2 separate regions of the Homo sapiens genome follow, and region 2 is linked to region 1. A link is an interaction called in ENCODE POLR2A ChIA-PET data of the cell type or tissue named here. Cell type or tissue: OCI-LY7. All regions are shown on one strand. Links, peaks and the distances in the headings refer to the core of each region. The heading gives the core; the rest is flanking DNA.

Evidence for each region. Peaks named below come from ENCODE experiments on the same cell type or tissue, not always from the same donor. Only the 100,000 strongest peaks of a DNase experiment are listed, where the experiment ranks them.
Region 2: POLR2A ChIA-PET joins it to region 1 with 6 read pairs; 2 of 35 experiments call an interaction of 5 or more read pairs at or near these places.

What each region holds. Positions count from the first base shown.
Region 1 is chr17:39,117,101-39,129,858 of GRCh38, forward strand. All of the region lies in intron 2 of PLXDC1 (plexin domain containing 1), which reads right to left. Among named protein-coding and RNA genes, the nearest start is that of PLXDC1, 28 kb to the right of the region's middle. RefSeq lists an enhancer at 2,086-2,135. In OCI-LY7, for the core only: no CTCF peak of the experiment used is centred there; a DNase peak (open chromatin) is centred at 1,791; H3K4me3 peaks cover 429 bases; H3K27ac peaks cover 497 bases.
Region 2 is chr17:39,013,046-39,025,803 of GRCh38, forward strand. All of the region lies in intron 1 of LOC105371767 (a long non-coding RNA gene), which reads right to left. Among named protein-coding and RNA genes, the nearest start is that of LINC02079, 7.7 kb to the right of the region's middle. In OCI-LY7, for the core only: no CTCF peak of the experiment used is centred there; a DNase peak (open chromatin) is centred at 5,666.

The sequences.
Region 1 (12,758 bases), core at 1,632-9,631:
CTTCTCTGCCACTTTCAGTGTGGGCTTCATTGTAAGGCTAGGCATCTTGTAGTGACGGGATGGCAGACAGTGGCAACTAGCCCTGGCTCATGGAAGCAAGACAGGCACAGCACACCTCTCCCCGACCACTGAATGAACACGTGTGCTTCAAGATGGCAGGGTCAACCTGGGTCCCCTGCCACCTCTGGACTAGGAAGCCCTAGATGCTAAACAGCTTCCACCTAAACCAAACACCAGCTGGGGGGTAGGATTATCATGGAACCCAAGATCCCATTCCTATTGTACAAGGCTGTAAGGTAAAATATATGTTGAAAAGTCAACCGCAATGTCCACTTGCCATCTGAATCCAACCAATGAACCAGTACTCTCAAAAGACAAGAAGCACTTTGGGAGGCTGAGGCAGAAACATCGCTTGAATCCAGGAGTTCAAGACCAGCTTGGGCAACATAGTGAGACCCTCCCCCCAAGTCTACAAAAAAAAAAATGCAAAAATTAGCTGGGCATGGTGGCATGCACCTGTAGTCCCAGCTACTTGTGAGGCTGGGGCAGGAGGATTGCCTGATCCCAAGGGATCAAAGCTGCAGTAAGCCATGATCATGCCACTGCATTCCAGCCTGGGCAACAGAGCAAGACATTGTCACAAAACAAAACCAAGAGACATGCCTTTTACTTTCTGGAAGCAGAGCTGAGTAAAGGGTTTGATTGGCCAGCATCCTCCAATCTGTCCACATGCCCAGGGAGGTGCAACAGTTCTGCCAACCACTCAGGCCTTGTGGAATGAAAAAGAAGAGACTTCAGCTGGGGCAGGGCTGCTCCATTGCCTGTATTGATTGTCTCCATCCAGTTCTTTATGAGGCCAGAGTTTACCCAGGTTCCTCAGGGCTGAGCATCAGTGATGCAATGAAAGCTATTGCCACCTACCCGCGGCGTTCTAGAGCCAGTCCTTTTAGTCTAGAATTCCTTCCCTCCCTCCCTCCCTCCCTCCCTTCCTTCCTTCCTTCCTTCCTTCCTCTCTCTCTCTCAATCTCTTCCTTCCTTCCTCTCAATCTCTTCCTTCCTTTCTCTTTCTTTCTTTCTCTCTCTGTCTGTCTGTCTCTCTCTCTTTTCTTTTCTTCTTTTTTGAGATGGAGTTTCGTTCTTGTCGCCCAGGCTGGAGTGCAATGGTGAGATCTGGGCTACTGCAACCTCTGCTTCCTGGGATCAAGCGATTCTCCTGCCTCACCCTCCAGAGTCTCTGGGATTACAGGTGCATACCACCACACCCAGCTAATTTTGTATTTTTAATAGAGACAGGGGTTTTACCATGTTGGCCAGGCTGTTCTTGAACTCCTGACCTCAGGTGATCCACCCACCTTGGTCTCCCAAAGTGCTGGGATTACAAGCATGAGCCACCATGTCCGCCTAGTCTACAATTTCTGATGCTCCTGAAACATCAATGTTGTATGGAGCCCTGCTAACTAAAATTTCAGGTGTGACATTATATTTTAAATAATATCCTTGTACCAGACATGTTTTAGGATGCTCCATCCCCATCCCAATGACGTTTGCCCCCAGACCCGTAGGCCCTGCTGAGTTGACTACACCCATCACAGTCTCCTACATGACCCTGTGCTTCCTCAGACTGATTGGACATAGGTAATCACATGATTCAAAAGCAGCTCATCTATTGGAAGCCTACAATCTACAGCTTGTGCAGCCTGAGCCAATCAGATCACCACCCGGGAGGGTGAAATTGGGAAACTGAGAAGCTGGCAGCAAGAGAGCTGAGTTGAAAGATCTTGGAGACTTAGGAACTGAAACCATTCAAGATGAACAGAGTCTGTGAGAAAAAAAGAAAAAAAGGAACCGAAACCATCCTGAGCTGTCTGCAGAAGACTTCTGATCCACAGAAAGGAAAGGCAGACCTTATATACATTTGGCTTCAATAAACATATGATGAATTAATGAAAAGGAGGCAAGAACTGGGGGAGGGGACCTGGTTCCCAACAGCTTTCCAGCTTCCTTGAGGTCTGGCTGTCCTTCATGTCCAGCCCTTGGGTCTCCCATGATCGTCTTCTGCACCCTCACGATAATCCTTCTCTGTGGGACAGCTCAAATAGCTCCTCAGAACCAAAAGGACCTTAAATAGAATAGCCTTGCTTATGAGGTGATCAGAGGAAAAACCTCCAGGGTGAGCCCAGGCAGTCCTTCACTGGTACAGACAGCAAGAGTGTGAATGAGCCCACCACAAAGCAAGGGTACGTGTTTGAGATTATGAATGTGCAAATTACCCTGATCTGATCACTATACATTATATGTATTGAAACATTACTATGTACCCCATGAATATGTACAATTATTTGTCAATTAAAAAATTAAATTAGATCGGGCGTGGAGGCTCAGGCCTGTAATGCTGGTACTTTGGGAGACCCAGGTGGGTGGATCACTTGAGCTCACGAGTTCGAGACCAGCCTGGGCAACATGTTGAAACCACCATCTCTACAAAAAATACCAAAACTGGCCAGGGGTGATGGCGTGCTCCCATAGTCCGAGCTATTCAGAGTCTGAGGCAGGAGAATCGTTTGAGCCTGGGAAGTTGAAGCTGCAGTGAGCCAAGATCGCACCACTGCACCCCAGCCTGGGCGACAGAGTGAGACCCTGTCTCAAAAAAAATTTTTTTTTAACTTCATTTTTAAAAAGAATATGAATGAGAAGAGAGAACTGAGAAACTAAATTTCTGGGAGAACTTTTCCCTGGCAACACATCAGCCACTGTAAACTAAAAATAAAATCCTAAGTCCCCCAACCAACTGAATGGACCCCCTCTTGGCCAATGAGACCCCAGAAAAGCTGAGTTCCCAGCCATAATGGGATGGGAGACCAGACACACCTCATTGTAACCCCTCCCTTTTGCAGTTTAGACACAACTACCAGCATTAATATTAAAATAGAGATCAGAAGACAGACAGAATGGACTCTGTGGCAATATGATATCAAATTATAAAGAGGACCTAAGGCCATGACAGGCACGGGTTAAATCACGCACCCCTGCAGGCCACTCTGACCCAGCGCTTTTTTGTTTTGTTTTTTGAGATGGAGTTTCGCTCATGTAACACAGGCTGGAGTGCAATGGCACCACCTCGGCTCACGGCAACCTCTGCCTCCCAGGTTCAAGCGACTCTCCTGCCTCAGCCTCCCAAGTAGCTGGGATTACAGGCACCCGCCACCACGCCCGGCTAAATTTTGTATTTTTAGTAGAGACCGACCTCAGGTGATCCACCCTCCTCGGGCTCCCAAAGTGCTGGGATTACAGGTGTGAGCCACTGCGCCTGGCCTGACCCAGCATATTGAGTCTTGCTCTGACATATCACATGACATATCAGATAAGGCATGAGATGATGTGACTCTGGCAGATCATACGATACATGGCATGATATGATTGGCAGATCACATGATGATTAGCAAACTTCTTTATCTTAAACATTCTTTTCCACTGACTCCAAGTTTTCTATTTTTATTTATTTTAGGTTTTTTTTTTTTTTTTGAGACAGGGTCTCACTCTCTTGCCTGATCATGGCTCACTGCAGCCTCAGTCCTCGACCTCCAGGGCTCAAGTGATCCTTCCGCCTCAGCCTCTTGAGTAGCTGGGATCACAGGCATATGCCACCACACCCAGCTAATTTTTTTTTTTTTTTTTTTTTTGAGACAGAGTTTTGCTCCTGTTGCCCAGGGTGGAGTGCAATAGCACAATCTCGGCTCCCTGCAACCTCCCGGGTTCAAGTGATTGTCCTGCCTCAGCCTCCCAAGTATCTGGGATTACAGGCATGCGCCATCACGCGCAGCTAATTTTGTATAATTTTGTATTTTTAGTAGAGACAGGGTTGGGATTACAGGCATGAGCCACTGCACCTGGCCAAACACCCAGCTAATTTTTAAATTTTTTGTAGAGTCAAGGTTTCACCATGTTGCCCAGTCTGGTCTCAAACTCCTGGACTCAAGCGATCCTCTCACCTCGGCCTCCCAAAGTGCTGGGATTACAGGCATGAGCCACTGCACTTGGCCTCTACTGACTCCAGGTTTTTGAACAAAGCCTTACTCCTTTAACCAATTGCAAATTAAAGAATCTCTGAACCCACCTATGACCTGTGAGCTCTCACTTCAAGATAGCTCACCTTTTTTGGGCCAAAGCAACATATAAACTCCATATATTAATTTATGACTTTGCCGGTAACTTCTGCTTCCCTAAAATGTATAAAGCAGAGTTGTCACCTGTCTCAGGATCACTTACTCAAGGCTTCTTGGGTTTGTGTTTTCTCCAGGCTGCAATCGCTCATAGAGGCTCAGAATAAACCTCCTAGTTTGATTTCTCTGCCAACACCACTGTGATTCTTCTTCTCTAAAGTCAATCACTGCTAGCTTCTTGGCTGGCCATTGGGAAAAAGAGTCCCATGGCTTGAAATTCACCAACTTTGGGGATACTTCCCAACTGCCACCATAGGCCCCTTATCACGCTGCCACCCACATGGGCAGTTTTGATGGAGGAACCCCACCCATGGCAAAGACTAATAACTGCCTCCCAATAACCACTCTCTCCTTCTTCCTTGAGTTGCAGAGGCTCCCAGTTATAGCTAGGCACACAGTCACACAGTTAAACCATATTTCCCAGCCCTCCTTATGGCTAGGTATGGCTACATGACTATGTCTGGCCAATGGAAGATGAGCAGAAAGATTGCCCGTAATAAGAATGGGTGACCGGGTCCGGAGGCTCACCCCTTTGGGAGGCTGAGGCCGGCAGATCACTTGAGGCCAGGAGTTCGAGACCAGCCTGGCCAACATGGCGAAACCCCATCTCTACTAAAAATACAAAAATTATCTATGTGTGGTGGTGGGCGCCTGTAATCCCAGCTGCTCGGGAGGTTGACACAGGAGAATCACTTGAACCCAGGAGGTGGAGGTTGTCGTGAGCTGAGATCACGCCACTGCATTCTAGCCTGGTTGACAGTTCAAGACTCTGTCAAAAAAAAAAAAAAAAAGGGGGGGGGGACTGGGTGCAGTGACTCACGCCTGAAATCCCAGCACTTTGGGAGGCCGAGGTAGGCGGATCACTTGAAGTCAGGAGTTTGAGACCAGCCGGGCCAACATGTTGAAACCCCGTCTCTACTAAAAATATTTAAAAATTAGCCAGGCGTGGTGAGGCACACCTGTAATCCCAGCTACTCAGGAGGCTGAGGCAGGAGAATCACTTCAGCCAAATCGCACCACTGCACTCCAGCCTGGGTGACAGAGCGAGACTCTGTCTCAAAAAAAAAAAAAAAAAAAAAAAAAAGACTGGGGTGCCCTCTCTCTGCCTGGCTGGGATGCAGATGTGATGGTGGGAGCTGAAATAGCCATCTTGAGCTACAAAATGGAAAGCACATGTTTTAGAAGGCAGAGCCGCAAGATAGCAGGAACCTAGGCCCCCAACACCAGGCCAGTCTATCCCAGGGTATGGTCACTATAATCCATATTGATGTGCCTCTTAAAAAGGATGCGGAGACCTTGCCTGGCAGTGAACCTTCCCAAGGAATTCACACAATTCACAGCCCATTGTAGAAGCTCTGACCAGGATGACTTGACATTACAAAGGAGCTCAGTGAGGGTTACACGAGCCACGCCGCTTGGCAAGTCCACCAAATGGAATGATGTTTCCTTGAAATGTGTGCAAGAAGCCCTGATCAATAATCCACATTTGTTTTGGGAGGCAGTGTGATATGGATTTCAAACATTTTTGGTCCTGAAATCATTTCTTCCAACAAATCTTTCATAGAAGCTCAATACACAAATCACATCAAAGTAAAGCCACATTGGGAGAAGGACAGAGAAGGGTTGGAGCCTAGCTTGCTGTGCTACTTCCTTTTCTGCCACCCTCACTCCCACAGCAGCCCGTGAAGCGCTCCTCAGACCCTCGGGGTTCCATGGAGCACAATTCGAAAACCATTGCTCTAGGATCAAACATATTGTCTGTGGAGTAAGACAGACCCAAGTTCCAAAATGGGCTCCATTATGTAATGGTTGGTGTCCAGCATTCCTCTCTTCTCTGAGGGTCAGTTCCCTCATCAGTGACCTTTCTTGCAAGGTTCCTCTTTTTTTGAGACGGAGTTTCACTCCTGTTGCCCAGGCTGGAGTGCAATAGCCGCATCTCAGCTCACTGCAAACTCCACCTCCTGGATTCAAGTGATTCTACTGCCTCAGCCTCCCAAGTAGCTGGGATTACAGATGTGAGCCACCACACCAGCTAATTTTTGTAATTTTAGTAGAGACGGGGTTTCACCATGTTGGCCAGGCTGGTCTCGAACTCCTGACCTTAGGTGATCCACCCGCCTCGGCCTCCCAAAGTGCTGGGATTACAGGCATGAGCCACCGCGCCTGGCCTCTTGCAAGGTTCTTGAAAGGGGTTTCTTGAAAGGATTAGACAAAACATATCAACACAAAGCTCTTAGCCCAGTGCCTGGCCCACAGGAGGTATTTGAGAAGTGGGAGCTATTACCCTGATTTGTTTGGGCCTTTCCAGGAAAGGGCTTGATTGTGGAGGCTGCCTCCTCAAAGCAACCCCCAGCTCCATCTGAAACGTCAGCAGTTACAGTATTTCTTCCGCCTCAATTAGTCATGCCCAGAGGCCCGACAGGCACTTCATTTCTGACAGCGGGGCAGCATTTACCTTGGCTGAGCTCAAGACATTTCTGGACAGGAACTCTGGCTAAGCTGTCACAGTCGGCCCATCACCTGCCAGCCAACTGGCAGGAGGAAATGCTGGGGCAAGCAACCAAGGACGTCCTGCAGGGCTGCTAGAGAGGCTTGGCTGGCCAGGCTGGTCAGGATGGTGCTGAGGCAGCTGGGTCCAACCCAGGAGGCGTGGATGGGATTACTGTGGGGAGGGGGACATCCCAGTCCCTGCCCTTCGATCGCAGGGCACATATACCAGGAAGCCTTACAAGGCCAACAGAAATGCATTCTAGATCCTGCTTTTCCAAGAGCACCCCTGGGCCGCAACATCAGCATCACTGGGAGCCCGTTAGAAATTCAGATTATTGGGCCCAACCCCAAGCCTGCTGAATCGGCATCTGCCTTTGGAAGCACTTCCAAGGGGATTTTTTGCAAAGCACAGTTTCAGAGGTCCTGGTCCAGAAGTACCTTCTGCATCAACACGTCACTCATTTTTGTCCCTGAAGAGACGGTGGGTAAGAGCTCAGACTGCCTGGGCACTGTGGCTCACGCCTGTAATCCCAATACTATGAGAGGCAAAGGAGGGAGGGTCACTTGAGGCCAGGAGTTCAAGACCAGCCTGGGCAACATAGGGAGCCTCCATCTCTACAAAGAAAGACAAAACTAGCTGGGTGTGGTGGAGCACATCTGTAGTCCCAGCTACTAGGGAGGCTGAGGTAGGAGGATCACTGGAGCCCAGGAGGTCAAGGCTGCAGTGAACTATGTTCACGCCACTGTGTTCCAGCCTGGGCAACAGAGCAAGACCCTATCTCAAAAAAGTTTTTAATTAAATTAAGTTAAATTGTGAGAAAGAGCTTAGGCTCTGAAGGCAAAGACCTGGGTTCTTGTCCTGGTTTTGCCACTTACTGGCTGTGTGATCCTGAATAGGCAACTTCACCTCTCTGTTCCAGATAGCTAAAGAGAGACATGCCTGCCTCATCAGGTAGTTGTGTGGATTAAACATAAAGCCATACAATGAGGCTGGCACTCAGGAAGGGCTTATTTATTTATTTAGAGACAGTCTCACTCTGTTACCCAGGCTGGAGTGCAGTGGTGCCACCTCAGCTTACTGCAACCTCCACCTCCCGGGCTCAAGTGATCCTCCCACCTCAGCCTCTTGAGTAACTGGGACTACAGGCACAGGCCACTACGCCCAGCTAACTTTTTTTGTAATTTTTATAGAGCCAGGGTCTCACCCTATCAGCCAGGCTGGTCTCAAACTCCTGGGCTCAAGCAATCCTCCCTCCCTCCGCCTCCCAGAGTGCTGGGATTACAGGCCTGAAGCGCAATTCCTTTTAATGTCCCCTGTTATTATTTTCTCTCACCTCATGTATCCATACAATAACCCCCAGCTGCCCTCTGGACATAGCCAAACCTCAGGTTGAAATAAACCCACACAGAACATTTGTCATCACAGAAATGCAGGAAGTATGTCCCCTGGTATAACCCTGCAAGGGGAGATCCAGGCTGGACAAAGAGCTCTGCCTCGCTGAGGGTCTGGGGTAGAGAGATGTCAGAGTGAGTGAGGCTGACCTAAGAAAGCCCTGGAAACAGGGCTTTGGATTAGGCTTGTACAGAGGATATGGACTGGCATTGGGGGTATTAAGCATTTCTTAATACCCCTAACAGTTCATGGAAATGGAAAAATCATCCTATCCTGGCAATGACCCAAATGTGGGCTTTTTGAGGGATTGTGATAGGGTAAATATAGACCATATAGCCACAGAGAATTAGGACAAGGACAGACAAAAACAAAAACAGGCCTTCCCCATCCCTCATCTGGTCCCATGCTGGCCTATTTTCTTCTAGTGTTTTTTTATATGTATGTTAATTTCACAGTCACAGTTCTGCTGATCATGCAGTTTCATGGACCGCTTCTGTCACATTTCATGATATCAAAAGCAGCTTTTGATGGTAAACAAGGTATTTCCAAACATCATTTGTAACAGCTGCATGACAGTCCACTCAGGAGAAAACTCACAATTTTCTTCACTATTTCTCTTTTATTGAGCATTTAGGTAGCTTCCAATTTTGATGCTTTTATAAATACTACTGTGATGAACTTGTTGATACATTTTCCATATCTTGGATGACTTCCTCTGCTTCGTAGCCTTTGGTATAAAGCAATGCTTCTCAAACATGAGTGCACATGGGCCGGGCGCGGTGGCTCACACCTGTAATCCCAGCACTTTGGGAGGCTGAGGCAGGCGGATCATCTGAGGTCAGGAGTTCGAGACCAGCCTGGCCAACATAGTGAAACCCTGTCTCTAATAAAACTATAAAAATTAGCCGGATGTGGTGGCGCATGCCTGTAATCCTAGCTACTTGGGAGGCTGAGGCAGGAGAATCGCTTGAACCCAGGAGGTGGAGGTTGCAATGAGCCAAGATCGCACCACTGCACTCCAGCCTGGGTGACAAGAGTGAAACTCCGTCTCAAACAAACAAAAAAAAACCAACATACAAACAAAAAAGAGTGTGCATGTGAATTACAGTAAGGCCTCACTCAACATTGTTGATGGGTTCTTGGAAACTTTGACTGTAAGCAAAGCAACGTATAATGAAACCAATTTTACCATAAAGTAATTGATATAAGCAAGAGTTAAGTTCCTAGGGCATATTTCCAGTTGCTTCTAAATAAAGTCAAACTACTAAATAAAGACCAAAACACTTCTAATATTAAACAGACATAAATGTGAGTTATGTAATACATACATTTAAAAAAGACTCATAAAAACAAGTTAGAATAATTATTTACACAATTATTCCAGTTCAGGGTCTCTGGTGGCTGGAACCTATCCCAGCGGCTCAGGGAACAAGGCGGGAACTGACTCAGAGCCCATTCTATCACAGGGCGCACTCACACATATTCACGCTCACTCATCCTGGGACAACTTAGACACTCTAGTGAACCTAAAGTGCACATCTTTGATATGTGGGAGGAAACCAGAGTACCCGGAGACGTGAAGAGAACATGCAAACTCCACATCAGTGGTGCCCCCAGCTGGGAATCCATTTATTTTTTTCTCATCAACACTACAACAAAACAACGGTGACCACAACGATGTCATTGGAGGACCTACTGTACCTGGGAATCGGATTCTGATTCTGCAGGTCTGAGGACTCCGACATTCCACATTTCCCACGAGCTCCCAGGCACTGCCAGTGCTGCCGGTCCCTTCCCACACCTTGAAGAGTATTAAGAATATGAAAGATAACACCTGAAGCTTCAAGGCCAGGAAATCCTCTTTTGTGACTACAATCCTATTTTTGTACTTTCAGGTAAGATCTGGGAGGGATCTTTCTAGTTAACTTTCTCAAGCAATCAGTGCATCTGATTTTTAGAACAACCCTATGAGAAATGATCAGTCCCACCTTACAGATGAGGAAACAGGTTTAGAGTTAAGGCCCAGCAAGGATACGCACGGTCTACCTCATCTGGGACCTGAGGAGGGTGAGCAACTGCCCCAGTTTACATAGAACTTAGGAATTTCCAGGATGCCAGACTCTCAGAACTAAAGCCGGGACCATCCTGGGAAACCCGGGATAGTTGATCCCCTAGACCAGAGCCGAATTCCAAGTCAGCTTATGCTTCCCACTCCCACTGTGTGCTAGGCCCTGAATGGACATTACCGCACAACACCTTTGCAATAACACTTCAGACAATAGCATCCCCATTAGACAATGAAGAAATGGGCTCCTCAGTAGAGGGGCTAAGAAACTCGCCCAAGACAAAAAGACAAACATTCTAATTAAAAAATTGGCAAGGGGGAAGAAACGGACAAATGACTTGAATAGATATTCCTCCAAAGAAGATATAAAAATAGCCCAAAAAGACATGAAAAGATGCTCAATAAGGCCGGGTGCAGTGGCTCATGCCTGTAATCCCAGCACTTTGGGATGCCGAGGCGGGCGGATCACGAGGTCAAGAGATTGAGACCATCCTGGCTAACACAGTGAAACCCCATCTCTACTAAAAATACAAAAAATTAGCCGGGCATGATGGTGGCGGGCGCCTGTAGTCCCAGCTACTCGGGAGGCTGAGGCAGGAGAATGGCGTGAACCGAGGAGGTGGAGATCGCACCACTGCACTCCAGCCTGGGTGACAGGGTGAGACTCCATCTCACAAAAAAAAAAAAAAAAAAAAAAAGATGCTCAATATCAGTATTCATTAGGGAAATGCAAATCAAAACTACAATGAAGTACCACTTCATACCCACTAGGACAGCTCTCTCTCTCTCTCTCTCTCTGTCTCTCTCTCTCTCTCTCTCTCTCTATGTGTATATATATATATATATGTATATATATATGTGTATATATATGTATATATATGTGTGTATATATATGTATATATATGTATATATATATGTGTGTATATATATGTATATATATGTGTGTGTGTATATATATATTTTTTTGAGACAGAGTTTCACTCTTGTTGCCCAGGCTGGAATGCAGTGGCGCGATCTCGGCTCACTGCAACCTCCACCTCCTGGGTTCAAGCGATTCTCCTGCCTCAGCCTCCTGAGTAACTAGGATTACAGGCACAAGCCACCATGCCCAGCTAATTTTTGTATTTTTTTAGTAGAGACGGGGTTTCATCATGTTGGCCAGGGTGGTCTCAAACTCCTGACCTCAGATGATCCGCCCACCCAGGCCTCCCAAAGTGCTGGGATTACAGGCATGAGCCACAGCACCCAGCCCTATAATTTTTTAAAAAAGGGAAAATAACAAGTGTTGGCGAGGATGTAGAGAAATCGGAACCCTCATACATTGCTGGTGGGAATGTAAAATAGTTCAGTTGCTGTGGAAAACAGTCTGGCAGTTCCTCAAAAAGTTAAACACAGAGTTACCATATGACCCAGCAATTCCACTTCTAGGTATAGATCCCAAGGAATTCAAAACAGATACTCGCCGGGTGCAGTGGCTCACGCCTGTAATCCCAGCACTTTGGGAGGTCGAGGTGGGCAGATCACGAGGTCAGGAGATCGAGACCAGCCTGGCTAACATGGTGAAACCCTGTCTTTACTAAAAGTATGAAAAATTAGCTGAGTGTGGTGGCACGCGCCTGTAGTGCCAGCTACTCGGGAGGCTGAGGCAGGAGAATGGCTTGAACCTGGTAGGTGGAGGTTGCAGTGAGCCGAGATTGTGCCACTGCACTCCAGTCTAGGCAACAGAGCAAGACTCCATCTCAAAAGAGAGAAAAAAACAGATACTCATGCCAGATGCGGTGGTGCACGCCTGTAATCCCAGCACTTTGGGAGGCCAAGACAGGTGGATCACTTGAGGCCAAGAGTTCAAGACCGGCCTGGTCAACATGGCAAAATCCCATCCCTACTAAAAATACAAAAATTAGCTGGGCGTGGTGGCACACACCTGTAATCCCAGCTACTCGGGAGGCTGAGGCACAAGAATTGCTTGAACCCAGGAGACAGAGGTTGCAGTGAGCCAAGATCATGCCATTGCACTCCAGCCTGGGCGACAGAGCGAGACTCTGTCTCAAAAAAAAAAAAAAAAAGAGGCTGGGCACAGTGGCTCAAACCTGTAATCCCAGCACTTTGGGAGGCTGAGGTGGGTGGATCACGAGGTCAGGAGATCGAGTCCATCCTGGATAACACGGTGAAACACCGTCTCTCCTAAAAATACAAAAATTAGCCAGGCATGGTGGCACGCGCCTGTAGTCCCAGCTACTTGGGAGGCTTAGGCAGGAGAATCGTTTGAACCCGGGAGGCGGAGGTTGCAGTGAGCTGAGATTGCGCCACTACACTCCAGCCTGGGCGACAGAGCAAGACTCTGTCAGAAAGAAAGAAAGAAAAGAAAGAAAGAGAGAGAGAGAGAGAGAAAGAAAGAAAGAGAGAGAGAGGGAGAAAGAAAAGAAAGAAAGAAAGAAAGAAGGAAAGAAAGAAAGAAAGAAAAGAAAGAAAGGAAAGAAAAGCAAGAAAGAAAGAAAGAGAGAAAGAAAAAGAAAGAAAGAGAAAGAAAGAAAGAAAGGGAAAGAAATTTAAGTACATTTACACATGTTCACAGCAGCACTATTCACAA
Region 2 (12,758 bases), core at 2,016-10,015, 100 kb before region 1:
TAATGAAATTGTGAAGATTACATAAATATTAAATAATGAAACACACATAACACGCTTAGCGTTTAGTTAAGCATCTAAAACATGTTGATAGGCCGGGTGCGGGGGCTCATGCCTGTAATCCCAGAACTTTGGGAGGCCGAGGCGGGCAGATCAGTTGAGGTTAGGAATTCAAGATCAGCCTGGTCAGCATGGTGAAACCTCACCTCTACTACAAAATACAAAAATTAGCCAGGCCTGGTGGTACGTGCCTGTAATCTCAGCTACTCGGGAGGCTGAGGCAGGAGAATTGCTTGAACCTGGAAGGTGGAGGTTGCCGTGAGCCAAGATCGCACCACTGTATTCCAGCCTGGGTGACAGAGTGAGACCCTGTCTCAAAAAAAAAAAAAAAAAAAAGGTCATTGATCATTATTTGAAAACAGCCCTGACTCCTAGAAGTATGAGGTAAGTCTCAGATGTAATTAAAAATTTTCTTGTAGCCACACTAAAACAGTAACAAACAATAAACAAGTGAAATTATTATTATTATTTTTTGAGGCAGAGTCTCGCTCTGTCACCCAGGCTAGAGTGCAGTGGTGCAATCTCGACTTACTGCAACCTCCACCTCCCGGGTTCAAGCGATTCTCCTGCCTGAGCCTTCTGAGTAGCTGGGACTACAGGCATGAGCCACCCCAACTGGCTAATTTCTTGTATTTTTAGTAGATACGGAGTTTCACCATGTTGGCCAGGCTGGTCTTGAACTCCTGACCTCAGGTGATCCACCTGCCTCAGCCTCCCAAAGTGCTGGGATCACAGGTGTGAGCCACTGTGCCCCACCAAATTAATTTTAATAATTTACTTAACCCAACGTCCTCAAAACATGTAATCAATATAAAAATTATTAACGAGATATGTTTATAATCTTATTTTTGTGCCAAGTTTTAAAACTCTGTTGTGTTTTTTGCACTTACAGCACATCTCAGTTTAGACTGGCCATGTGTTAGGTGCTCAATGGTCACATATAGCTAGCAGCTGCCATATTGAACAGTGCAGCACTAAATCTTCTATCTTCGCTCTCCTTTGATTTACTGTAACTCTGACAGTGTAGTCTGTGTGGTGTTATGATATATATTGGTTTTCATCTATGGTTCTGAAACTGCCATTGCAAAATTATAACTGAGACAGTGAAAGCAATCTGACCTAACCAACTCCATCTTGCTTCTAACCTCCAAGCTGTCTTTGTTCATTCCTAGGAGTAGGCCAAACTAAATTTGGGAGGAGCTTAAATTTATAGTTTTACTTTGAAACAAAGATGATAACAGCTCATTCCCCTAAACAAACCCCCTTCTTGCCTGGGGACCAGACTGCCTTTGTAGGACTAACAAATTAGCCGAAAGATTAGAAATTATGGTTTAGGAGCCAGGCAGCTGGAGGCTACAAGATTCTAACCCTCCCCAAATTGCTCCTGGGGACAACATCACTATTGTAAGAAGTAAGATCAGATATTTTACAGATTCTGCACTTGATGGATCAGCTGGCATCACCCAGATCAATAAACTGGCTCATGTGATCTTGTGGACCCACTCAGGAACTGACTCTGGAAGAGGACAGCTTTAACTCCCTATGATTTCATCTTCGACCCAATGAGTCAGCACTTCCGACTCACTGGCCCCTCCACCCACCAAATTATCCTTGAAAACTCTGATCCCTGAATGCTCAGGGAGACTGATTTGAGAAATAATAAAACTCTGGTCTCCCACACAGCTGGCTCTGTGTGAATTACTGTCTCTATTGCAGTTCCCGTCTTGACTAACGGGCTCGGTCTAGGCAGCAGGCAAGGTGAACTCGTTGGGCTGTTCCTGGCTGATAACTCCCAGAGCCCTTCTTACAGTCTTGTTAGAACATTGGGTATGTTAGGCCTCAGGGGCAGGCCTCTGACCTTCTCCTGCCCTCCTTTCACCTGAATGTTCCCCTGATTTCATGACTATGAGTCTGAAGACCACACCCTGGGGGAAGGAATGCTGACATCGTGAAGCTTCCATAAAAACCCAAGAGGCCAGGCTTGGTGGCTCACGCCTCTAATCTCAGCATTTTGGGAGGCCAAGGCAGGAGGACTGCTTGAGGCCAGGAGTTTGGGACCAGCCTGGGCAAAGTGGCAAAATTCCATTTCTACTAAAAATACAAAAAAGTAACTGGGCCTGGTGGTGCACTCCTGTAGTCCCAGCCACTCAGGAGGCTGAGGTGGGAGGATTGCTTGAGCCTGGGAGGTGGAAGTTGCAGTGAGCCGAGATTGCGTCACTACACTGAAGCCTGGGTGACAGAGCAAGACCTTGTCTCAAAAACAAAACAAAACAAGCCCCAAGAGGACAGGGCCCAGTGAGCTTCTGGATAGCTGAACACTGGAGCTTCCTGGAGGGTGATGGGCCCAGGGGGCGCGTGGAAGCTCCGTACCCCTTCCCCCACACCTCACCCTACATGTCTCTTAGATGGGATACTTCCCTCAACCCCCTTCGCGAGTGGGAACTGGAGTGGCTTGTTGCACTCAGCCTGTCACTGACCACTCCTCATGGGAGGGAAAGTGTGAGTGAATAAGTGTGGGAACCCGAGGGGACAAATGCTGGAACCGGCCATTCGCTCCTCTCTGGCTGCATCAGGTTCTGTGTGGGCCCCGCACAGCGTCCAAGCATGTTACAACCAATGCTCTTTCAGTTCTGCTGTCCAGGGCTGGTCGAGTGCCAACTAGCTCAGTGGAGGGTCAGAGTGGGAGCCCCTGCCCTCTCGGCACCCAGATTCTTGTCCAGCATCCAGGAAGAATAAGCTCACATGAACTGTTTGAAATGTGATGAATGGCCGGGCGCAGTGGCTCACGCCTGTAATCCTAGCACTTTGGGAGGCTGAGGTGGGCAGATCGCTTGAGGTTAGGAGTTTGAGACCAGCCTGGCCAACATGGTGAAACCTCGCCTCTACTAAAAATACAAAAATTAGCCAGGTGTGGTGGCGCGTGCCTGTAGTCCTAGCTACTCTGGAGGCTGAGGCACAAGAATCACTTGAACCCGGGACGCGGAGGTTGCAGTGAGCCGATGTCGTGCCATTGCACTCCAGCCTGAGAGACAGAGTGAGACTCCGTCTCAAAAAAAAAGAAGTGATGAATGCGGAAGACTTTATTGAGTGGTGAGTGACTCTCAGTGGAAAGGGAGGCTGGAAAAGGGATGGGAAGGTGATCTTTCCCTGAAGCCTGGCCGTCTCCAGCTGGGCCCCTCTCAGAAGCTGCACCATCTGAAGTTAGCTGCATCTATCCGTAGTCTCCGATGCTCAGTTGCTTCTCTGGTCACAGCTCACATGCTTGTATCCTGACCCTCAGCCACTTGTGTTGCTGTGCCAGCTGAAGTCTTTTATGGGAACAGGATAGGGGCGGGGCAGGCCAAAAAAGGCAACGTTTGGGTGGAAGAATGGGTTCAGCTGTTTTCACCTAGGGCCATGGTTCCAGGCTTAAGGGTGGGGTTTAGTTGGGAGCCCAGCCCTTCTGTATCATCTTCATCTGTATCCTTTGTAATATCCTTCTAATAAACCAGTACATGTAAGTGTCTCCCTGAGTTCTGTGAACTGATTCAGCAAATTAATTGAACCCAAAGAGGGGTCATGGGAAGCCTAACTTGAAGCCTGTTGGCCAGAAGTTCTGGAGGCCTGGACTTGCGACTGGTGTGGGAGTGGGGCAGTCTTGGACACTGAGCCCCCAGCCTGTGGGATCTGACACTATCTCCATGTAGATAGTGTCAGAACAGAATTAGAGGACACCCAGCTGGTGTCCAGTCCTTGGTGTGTGGAGGCAAACCTCCACACACATGGTCACAGAAGCCTTCTGTGTTGATTGTTGTGGTGTGAGAGTAGAGGAAAAACATGGTTAGAGAGAGTTTGAGCTGGGAACCGTGGATATTACCTAATCTACATCATGACACCACATCCTGCTTACCCATGGATTAGGTTCACGTGGCTCATTGCTTTCATGTGATTTCTTTTTTTCTTTTCTTTTCTTTTTTTTTTTATTTGAGACAGAGTGTCACTCTGTTGCCCAGGCTGGAGTGCACTGGTGTGATCTCGGCTCACTGCAACCTCTGCTGCCTGGGTTCAAGTGATTCTTGTGCCTCAGCCTCCCAAGTAGCTGGGATTACAGGGGCCCACAACCATGCCTAGCTAATTTTTGTATTTTTAGTAGAGATGGGGTTTCACCATGTTGGTCCGGCTGGTCTTGAACTCCTGACCTCAGGTGATCCACCCACCTCGGTCTCCCAAAGGGCTGGGATTACAGGCGTGAGCCACTGCGCCAGCCTCTTGTGATTTCATCTTGCCTCACTGACTCCACAGTAAGCACTGTAAGTGCGACTAGTTCTTGTTTTCTGTATTTTCAGAACTGCTTTCCTGGGCCCAGGATAAGTGCCCAAGAAGCGTGTTTGGACTGACATCCTTGGGAATCCAACAATGGTTAAAGATAACCACTTCCTTTCTACCTGCTGATGTGGAGCACATATGAGGCGCTAAGCACCGCCTGCACCAGGCGAGCCATTCAGTAAATGTTAGCTCTTATTGTTCTCTTATTGGTGGTGGGCAGAGTTGAAGTTCTGATGAGATCTTCTCAGAAGGGTTACATTGCAGGGGGGCCTTGGAAAATCATTCAGGGCTCTGAGATTCAGTTTCCTTCATCCCTGAAATGGGATGCGAATTCCCCCCTTGCCAACCTCAAAGAACTAGTAGGATGGTGCAAAAGTAATTGTGGTTTTTGCCATTAAAAGCAATAGCAAAACTGCATTACTTTTGTACCACCATGCCCAGCTCATTTTTTGTATTTATTATTATTATTTTTTTTCCGAGACGGAATTTCACTCTTGTTGCCCAAGCTGGAGTGCAATGGCGTGATCTCGGCTCACTGCAACCTCTGCCTCCAGGGTTCAAGCGATTCTCCTGCCTCAGCCTCCCGAGTAGCTGGGATTACAGGCACCCACCAACACACCCGGCTAAATTTTTTTTAATTTTTACTAGAGACGGGGTTTCACCATGTTGGCCAGACTGCTCTCGAACTCCTGACCTCAGGTGATACACCCACCTCAGCCTCCCAAAGTGCTGGGATTTCAGGCGTGAGCTACCACGGCCAGCCTAATTTTTTGTATTTTAATATGATGATCAGATGAGATATTCTGAGAAAGTGTTTAGAAAACTAAGGGGATCCATCAATCTAAAGTATCATTAAACTTGCACTGAGCTCAGCATCATGCTTGGGCTTGGGCAGGGGGAGAGACCGCAGCGGGTGCCGGGACGGCCCCATCTCTGCATGCGCTCTGCTTGCCCTGCCTTTAAGACTTGAACGTGTGAAAGTGCCTTGAAAGCTGTAAAGTCCTATCCAAGGGATCCTTTTATGATGAGCAGGGGTGGAGGCGGGAGTGGGAGTATCAGCTATGCCAGACTGACGAGGAGCTTTGTTTTACTAGAGTGCAGGAAATACAACTGGTGCAAGAGACCTGCATTCATCCAGGTTCTTGTAATTGCTGGGTGTCAAATCCACACAGTTGCTTGAAAAGAAGAAACCAAGATGGAAGTAACAGAAACCACAGAGGTGGTTATGTCTTTTAATAATCAGACCCAAGGAGGAGAACTGAGAGAAAGCTTGAAGGAAACCTGCAGGAGCTTGTCTGCTTCTCTAAGGTCTCAAAGGCAGAACTACTTCCTCAAAAGGCCTTTTGGTAAATCACCATAAACAAAGGAAAGCGGAAATTCCTTTAAGCTTTTTGGTGCTTGATTCTAATCCACCCTGAGCCATGGTCCCAGGCCTCCTACGCTCCTTGCTCCTCCGATGTTTATATGACAGAAAGTTATTTTCCCCAGAAACTGACAATCTGGATTGCAAAGACCAGGCCAGGAAGGAATTTATTCCAGAAACACTTGCAGTGTCTGGCACTTTGCTCCCCATTTCCTCATTTTGTGTTGTTTGTTTATGCAGTGGAACTGCCTATGAGTCATATATTTGGGTGCTGAGGATGAAGAGTTAATTTGGATGAAGAGTTAATCCAGAGCAAGGTCACAACTCTCTTGAATTCTATGAAGGCTGAGAGGGGTGATGAAGCTTCAGAAGAAAAGTTTGAAGCTCGCAGAGGTTGGCTGAAGGAATGAAGCTGTCTCTGTAACATAAAGGTGTAAGGTGAAGCAGCAAGTGCTGATGGAGAAGCTGCAGCAAGTTGTCGAGAGATCTAGCTCAGATCACTGATGAAGGTGGCTACGCTCAACAACAGATTTTCAATGTGGATGAAACAACCTTCTATTGGAAGAAGATGCCAGCTAGGACTTTCATAACTAGAGAGAAGTCAATGCCTGGCTTCAAGGGATAGGCTGACCCTCTTGATAGGGGCAAATGCAGCTGGTGACTTTATAGTCTTTTACCTTTCTAGAAATCCTAGGGCCCTTAATAATCATGCTAAATTTACTCTGCCTGTGTTCTATAAATGGAACAACAAAGCCTGGATGTCAGCACATATTTATAGCATGGCTTAGCAAATATTTTAAGTTTACTGTTGAGACCTACTGCTTAGAAAAAAAGATTCTTTAAAAAATATTACTGCTCATTGACAATGCACTTGGTCATCCAAGAGCTCTGACGGAAATGTACAAGGAGATCAATGTTGTTTTCATGCCTGCTAACACAACATCTGTTCTACAGCCCATGGATCAAGGTGTAATTTCCACTTTCAAATCTTATTATTTCAGAAGTTCATTCTGTAAGGCTATTGCTGACATAGATGGTGCTTCCTCTTGGGTGGGCGCGGTGGCTCACGCCTGTAATCCCAGCACTTTGGGAGGCCGAGGCAGGCAGATCACGAGGTCAGGAAATCAAGACCATCCTGGCTAACATGGTGAAACCCCGTCTCTACTAAAAATACAAAAATTAGCTGGGCGTGGTGGTGAGTGCCTGTAATCCCAACTACTTGGGAGGCCGTGGCAGGAGAATTGCTTGAACCCAGGAGGCAGAGGTTGCAGTGAGCTGAGATCACGCCATTGCACTCCAGCCTCGGTGACAGAGCAAGACTCCATCTCAAAAACAACAACAACAATTTAGAAGAAGTTGATTCCAATGCTTATGGATGACTTTGAGGAGTTCAGACTTCAGTGGAGAGTAACTGCAGATGTTGTGGAAATAGCAAGATAACCAGAATTAGAAGTGGAGCCTGAAGATGAAACTGAATTGCTGCCATCTCATGATAACACTTGAATGGATGAGGAGTTGCTCCTTTTTTTTTTTTTTTTTTTTGAGATGAAGTCTGGCTCTTGTGCCCCAGGCTGGAGTGCAGTGGTGTGATCTCGGCTCACTGCAACTTCTGCCTCCCGGGTTCAAGCGGTTCTCCTGCCTCAGCCTCCCGATTAGCTGGGATTACAGGCACTTGCCACCATGCTCAGCTAATTTTTGTATTTTTAGTAGAGATGGGGTTTCACCATGTTGGCCAGGCTGGTCTCGAACTTCTGACCTCAGGTGATCTGCCTGCCTCAGCCTCCCAAAGTGTTGGGATTACAGGCGTGAGCCACCGCGTCAGGCCAGGAGTTGCTTCTTATGGATGAGCAAGGAAAGTGGTTTCTTGAGATGGAATCTACTCCTGGTGAAGATACTATGAACATTGTTGAAATGGCAACAAAGAATTTACAATATTCCATAAGCTTAGTTAATAAGCAGCAGCAGAGTTTGAGAGGATCAACTCCAATTTTGAAAGAAGTTTTACTGGGGGTAAAATGCTATCAAACAGCAGTGCATGGTACAGAGAAATCTTTTGTGAAAGGAAGAGTCAATCAATGTGACAAACATAACTGTTGTCTTATTGTAAGAAATTGTTATGACCACCCAACCCTTCAGCAACCACTACCCTAATCAGTCAGCAGGCATGACATTGAGGCAAGACCCTCCACCAGCAAAAAGATCATGACTTGCCAGAGGCTCAGATGATTGTCAGCATTTTTTAGGCAATATTTTAAAGTTAAGGTATTGATAGCGGCAGGAGGCAGACAGATCCTAGGCAGACAGGGGTGGGTCCCCAATGAAAGCTGACCTCCAAACCAGACAGTTTAAAGGCTGAAAGCCAAGCTACAAGTCTTGGATAAATCCGTGGACAGATTGAGAACCTCTCTTTCTGTTTGGCACGCTTTCCTCTGATCGATCCCTGCCTTTAACCTATTTTACATATGCCTACTCTTCCCTGTTTTTTTACGCTGTGCCCATCTTTAAGTGGTGCCTTTTTTTTTCAGCCTTTTTGGCATACTCACAAACCAGTCAGCACACACTCTCCCATTCTGAACCCATAAAAATCCTCTTCAGTCCTGGTTCCACTTCCTGTAACTGAAACAATTACCTGCGAGGTATTATTTAACTTTTGGACTATGATGTTTCTAACCTGTGACCATTTCACATAGCCATTCAAATATAAAGGTACGGTAAAGATTATGAAACGGGTTGGGTGCAGTGGCTCATGCCTGTATTCCCAGCACTTTGGGAGGCCGAGGTGGGTGGATCATGAGGTCAGGAGTTCGAGACCAGCCTGAGCAACATGGTGAAACCTCGTCTCTACTAAAAATACAAAAATTAGCCAGGCGTGGTGGTGCGTGCTGTAATCCCAGCTACTCAGGAGGCTAAGGCAGGAGAATTACTTGAACCTGGGAGGCAGAGGTTGCAGTGAGCTAAGATCGTGCCACTGTACTCCAGCCTGGGCAACAGAGCGAGATTCCATCTCAAAAAAAAAAAAATGAAACAGTTACTTGGTATCATTTTGTAAGTAATGAGTTTTTAGTGCTCTTTGGACATTGAGACCATTTCATAAGATTTAGGTTTTGAGAATTTCACAGCATAAAGCCCATCACTGATGCAGCAATGAAGGAAATGTTCTACAACTCAACAGACAGGTGAGAGGAGAAATGTAATTCATATTAGATTTATTTATTTACTGAACTTAGAGCCTGGGGTTACTACTCGACCCCCACTGTTATCTAGTTTAAGTGTTCTTTTCTACTTTAGCACATACACCTAGTTTCTGTGTTTTTTGCCTTTTATAAATACAGAAAAGAGAATAATGTTTTAAAATAAAATCAAGGAAAGGCCTAAGGCACCTGAGAGGGTTTTGTTTTTGTTTTTGTTTTTTTTTTTTTCAGTGAAATGAAGGGAAATTGTTGCCAGCAAGAACTGTGGCAAGGTTATCCAAGGTGACAAATGTCTGTACCACCCAGCAGCTCCGAGTCCTTCTGAAGCATCCTGGTTGTCCAGAAAGACTCCACCGTGACTCATGATACCGGCCAGTCTTCCCGGTAGCACTCAACATTCGAAAATTAGTCTTCATTTCTCCTTCCCAACATGCATTTCTCCTTCTCTTCAGTTGGAGAAAGTAATTTAATTTTTTTTTTTATAGAGTCTCGCTCTGTTGCCCAGGCTGGAGTGCAGTGGCGCAATCTTGGCTCACTGCAAGCTTCGCCTTCTGGGTTCACGCCATTCTCCCGCCTCAGCCTCCTGAGTAGCTGGGACTACAGGTGCCCGCCACCACACCCGGCTAATTTTTTTTTTTTTGTATTTTTAGTAGAGACGGGGTTTCACCGTGTTAGCCAGGATAGTCTCGATCTCTTGACCTCGTGATCCGCCCGCCTCGGCCTCCCAAAGTGCTGGGATTACAGGTGTGAGCCACCGTGCCCAGCCTTACATCACCAATTCTTTCTTATATGTCTATTTTTTAAGTGTAGTATATGATTATATTCATGAAATTCAAATGATACAAATGAAGTCAAATCTATTTGTATTAGAAATTAATAAGAATTAACAGTAAAGTTAATTCTTTATTGATTTGCACACCTATAGTTGCAGCTACTTGGGAGGCTGAGGCAGGAGAATCGCTTGATCCCGGGACGTGGAGGTTGCAGTGAGCCAGGATGGCGCCACTGCACTCCAGCCTGGTGACAGAGCGAGACTCTGTCTCAAAAAACAAAACAAAACAAAAAGAATTGATGATGTAAGAAATCCACAGGAATGTGTAAATTATTTCAAGAATTAACACTCAGTAGATACTTGCATTCCCAAATAAGCTTATAAATGCAGATGAACCTCTAGTTGTTTTAGTTGCTTGTAAAATTCATAGAGGTACGTGTATTTCTTCATTTAACACGGGTTAGTCACTTGGGGAGGGGGATGGGTGTTGGGTTCTTTTTACCTGTTCTTCAGGTCACATACTCAAGCAGGAGCTACTGAATGGGAAGACTGAAACAATTTCTTTTCTTTGCACACTTGGTATTGATAAATGTCAGGTGTATGCAAAATAAAATCTCTGGCAGGTTGTGATATTTATGGGTCTATCTCTTGTGACTGTAGTTTCGTCTCGGCACCAGACATAAGGCAGTTCAATGTCAGGCCATTGCCCTAAACAGTTCCCGATGCCAAGAACTGACAAATTGCTACTTTGGTTTCAATGGATGGTCAAAAGGGATCATCAGGGCAAACCTTGTAGATTTTCTTTCACCAACCCTATTCTCCTTTCAACATTGAAATCCTAGACTTTAGACAGAAATATTGAACTGGGTTGTAGTGAGGAGATATGAGAGGCCTCCTGCCATTGAGGATAAGTGGATATGTCTGAATTGGCCTGCTACCTAGAATTAATAATCTCAATCACTTGGAGGGTGGTATCCATAATTTTCTCCACTATTTGTGCCACCACACCCGGCTATTTTTAGTAGAGATGGGGTTTCACCATGTTGGCCAGGCTGTTCTTGAACTCCTGGCCTCCACCTGCCTCAGCCTCCCAAAGTGCTGGGATTACAGGCATGGGCCACCATGTCCAGCCAACCAAACCTTTTTCTCTTTTTCTTTCCTTTTCTTTCTTTTCTTTTCTTTTTTTTTTTTTTTGAGATGGAGTTTCACTCTTCTTGCTCAGGCGGGAGTGCAGTGGTGTGATCTTGGCTCACTGCAACCTTTGCCTCCCGGGTTACAGCGATTCTCCTGTCTCAGCCTCCTGAGCATCTGGGATTACAGGCATGCACCACCACACCTGGCTAATTTTTGGTATTTTTAGTAGAGACGGGGTTTCACCATGTTGGTCAGGCTGGTCTCGAACTCCTGACCTCAGGTGATCCTGCCGCCTCAGCCTCCCAAAGTGCTGGTATTACAGGCGTGAGCTGCCGCGCAGGCCGTAAGTATGATTCTTATACAATAATCAGCGGCTTTGCTGTGAACCTTGGAAGTGGTCATGCTATTGAATGGCATTGTTTGTATTCCCCATTCACTTCTACAGTGGCACAAATGTTATAGGCTGTGCCTAAAGGAAACCTGATGATTAACAAAGAGTCCCTGAACAGAGTTGCTCCTGCTTCACAGTGCTGAAGGCTTAGAGACTGAGAGATCCTAATTAAGTTACCACAGACCTTTATTTGCTTGTAAGAGACGGCCCTGATTGCTCTCAGCTTTCCAACCTGGGCAGCCCTGCTAGTGAAAGTATTACTTCCTTGGTCATCAACTGTCAAGTCTGAGTAACAACCTTTAAGAACCAAACTGAATGTGTGGGTTGTTTACCTCTCCCTCATACTCGAAGGTATCCCTTGCACACCTTCAAAACCTCTTAGACCAAAAGCCTTATGGCTCTAGTTTGCCTGGAAGGAAGTTGTATTGTCTATAGAGTATGTGTGCCAGTTTCTGCAATAAAATGTTCAAATGTTCTCTCTCTCTGAAACTTTGTTCATTGTATCTGGTGGAATTTTGGTTCTCAGGGAGTAGACACCTGGCCCTTGCTTCTAATGTGAAGTGTCTACCAGCCCAGTGGTCTCTATTCCAGATTTGAACTTACTTTGACCCCCGCCTTATTATGTCTTAGAATTTAATCATATCATTATTATTATTTTTGAGATACAGTTTCACTCTGTCACTCGGGCTGGAGTGCAGTGGCGCGATCTTGACTCACTGAGACCTCCGCCTCCCGGGTTCAAGCAATTCTCATGCTTCAGCCTCCCGAGTAGCTGGGATTATAGGCGTGGGCCACCACGCCTGGCAAATTTTTGTATTATTAGGAGAGATAAGGTTTCACCACGTTGACCAGGCTGGTCTTGAACTCCTGACCTCAGGTGATCCGCCTGCCTCGGCCTCGAAAAGTGCTAGGATTACAGGCGTGAACCACCACGCCTGGCCACCATTTAATCATATTATGATTGAACATTTTCGTTTCCACAGTTTTGTATTTCTTATGTTATTATTCCTTAGTTCCTATCTGTAAGATCATAAAGTCCTTTGAACCAAACACAGTTAATATTTTATACATATGTTAAAAACTGAGGGCTGGGTGTGGTGGCTCACGCCTGTAATCCAAGCACTTTGGGAGGCCGAGGCAGGTGGATCATGAGGTCAGGAGATCGAGACCATCCTAGCTAACACTGTGAAACCCCATCTCTACTAAAAATACAAAAAATTAGCCAGGCGTGGTGGCAGGCACCTGTAGTCCCAGCTGAGGCAGGCAGGAGAATGGCGTGAACCCAGGAGGCAGAGCTTGCAGTGAGCCGAGATCGCGCCACTGCACTCCAGCCCCAGCCCGGGTGACAGAGTGAGACTCCGTCTCAAAACAAACAAACAAAAAACAAAACAAAACAAAACAAAAAAACTGAGGTGTGAGCCCGGACATGGGGACTCACACCTGTAATCTCAGCACTTTGGGAGGCCAAGGCAGGAGGATCACTTGAAGCCAGGAGTTTGAGACCAGCCTGGGCAACAAAGCGAGACCATGTCTTAAAAAAAAAAA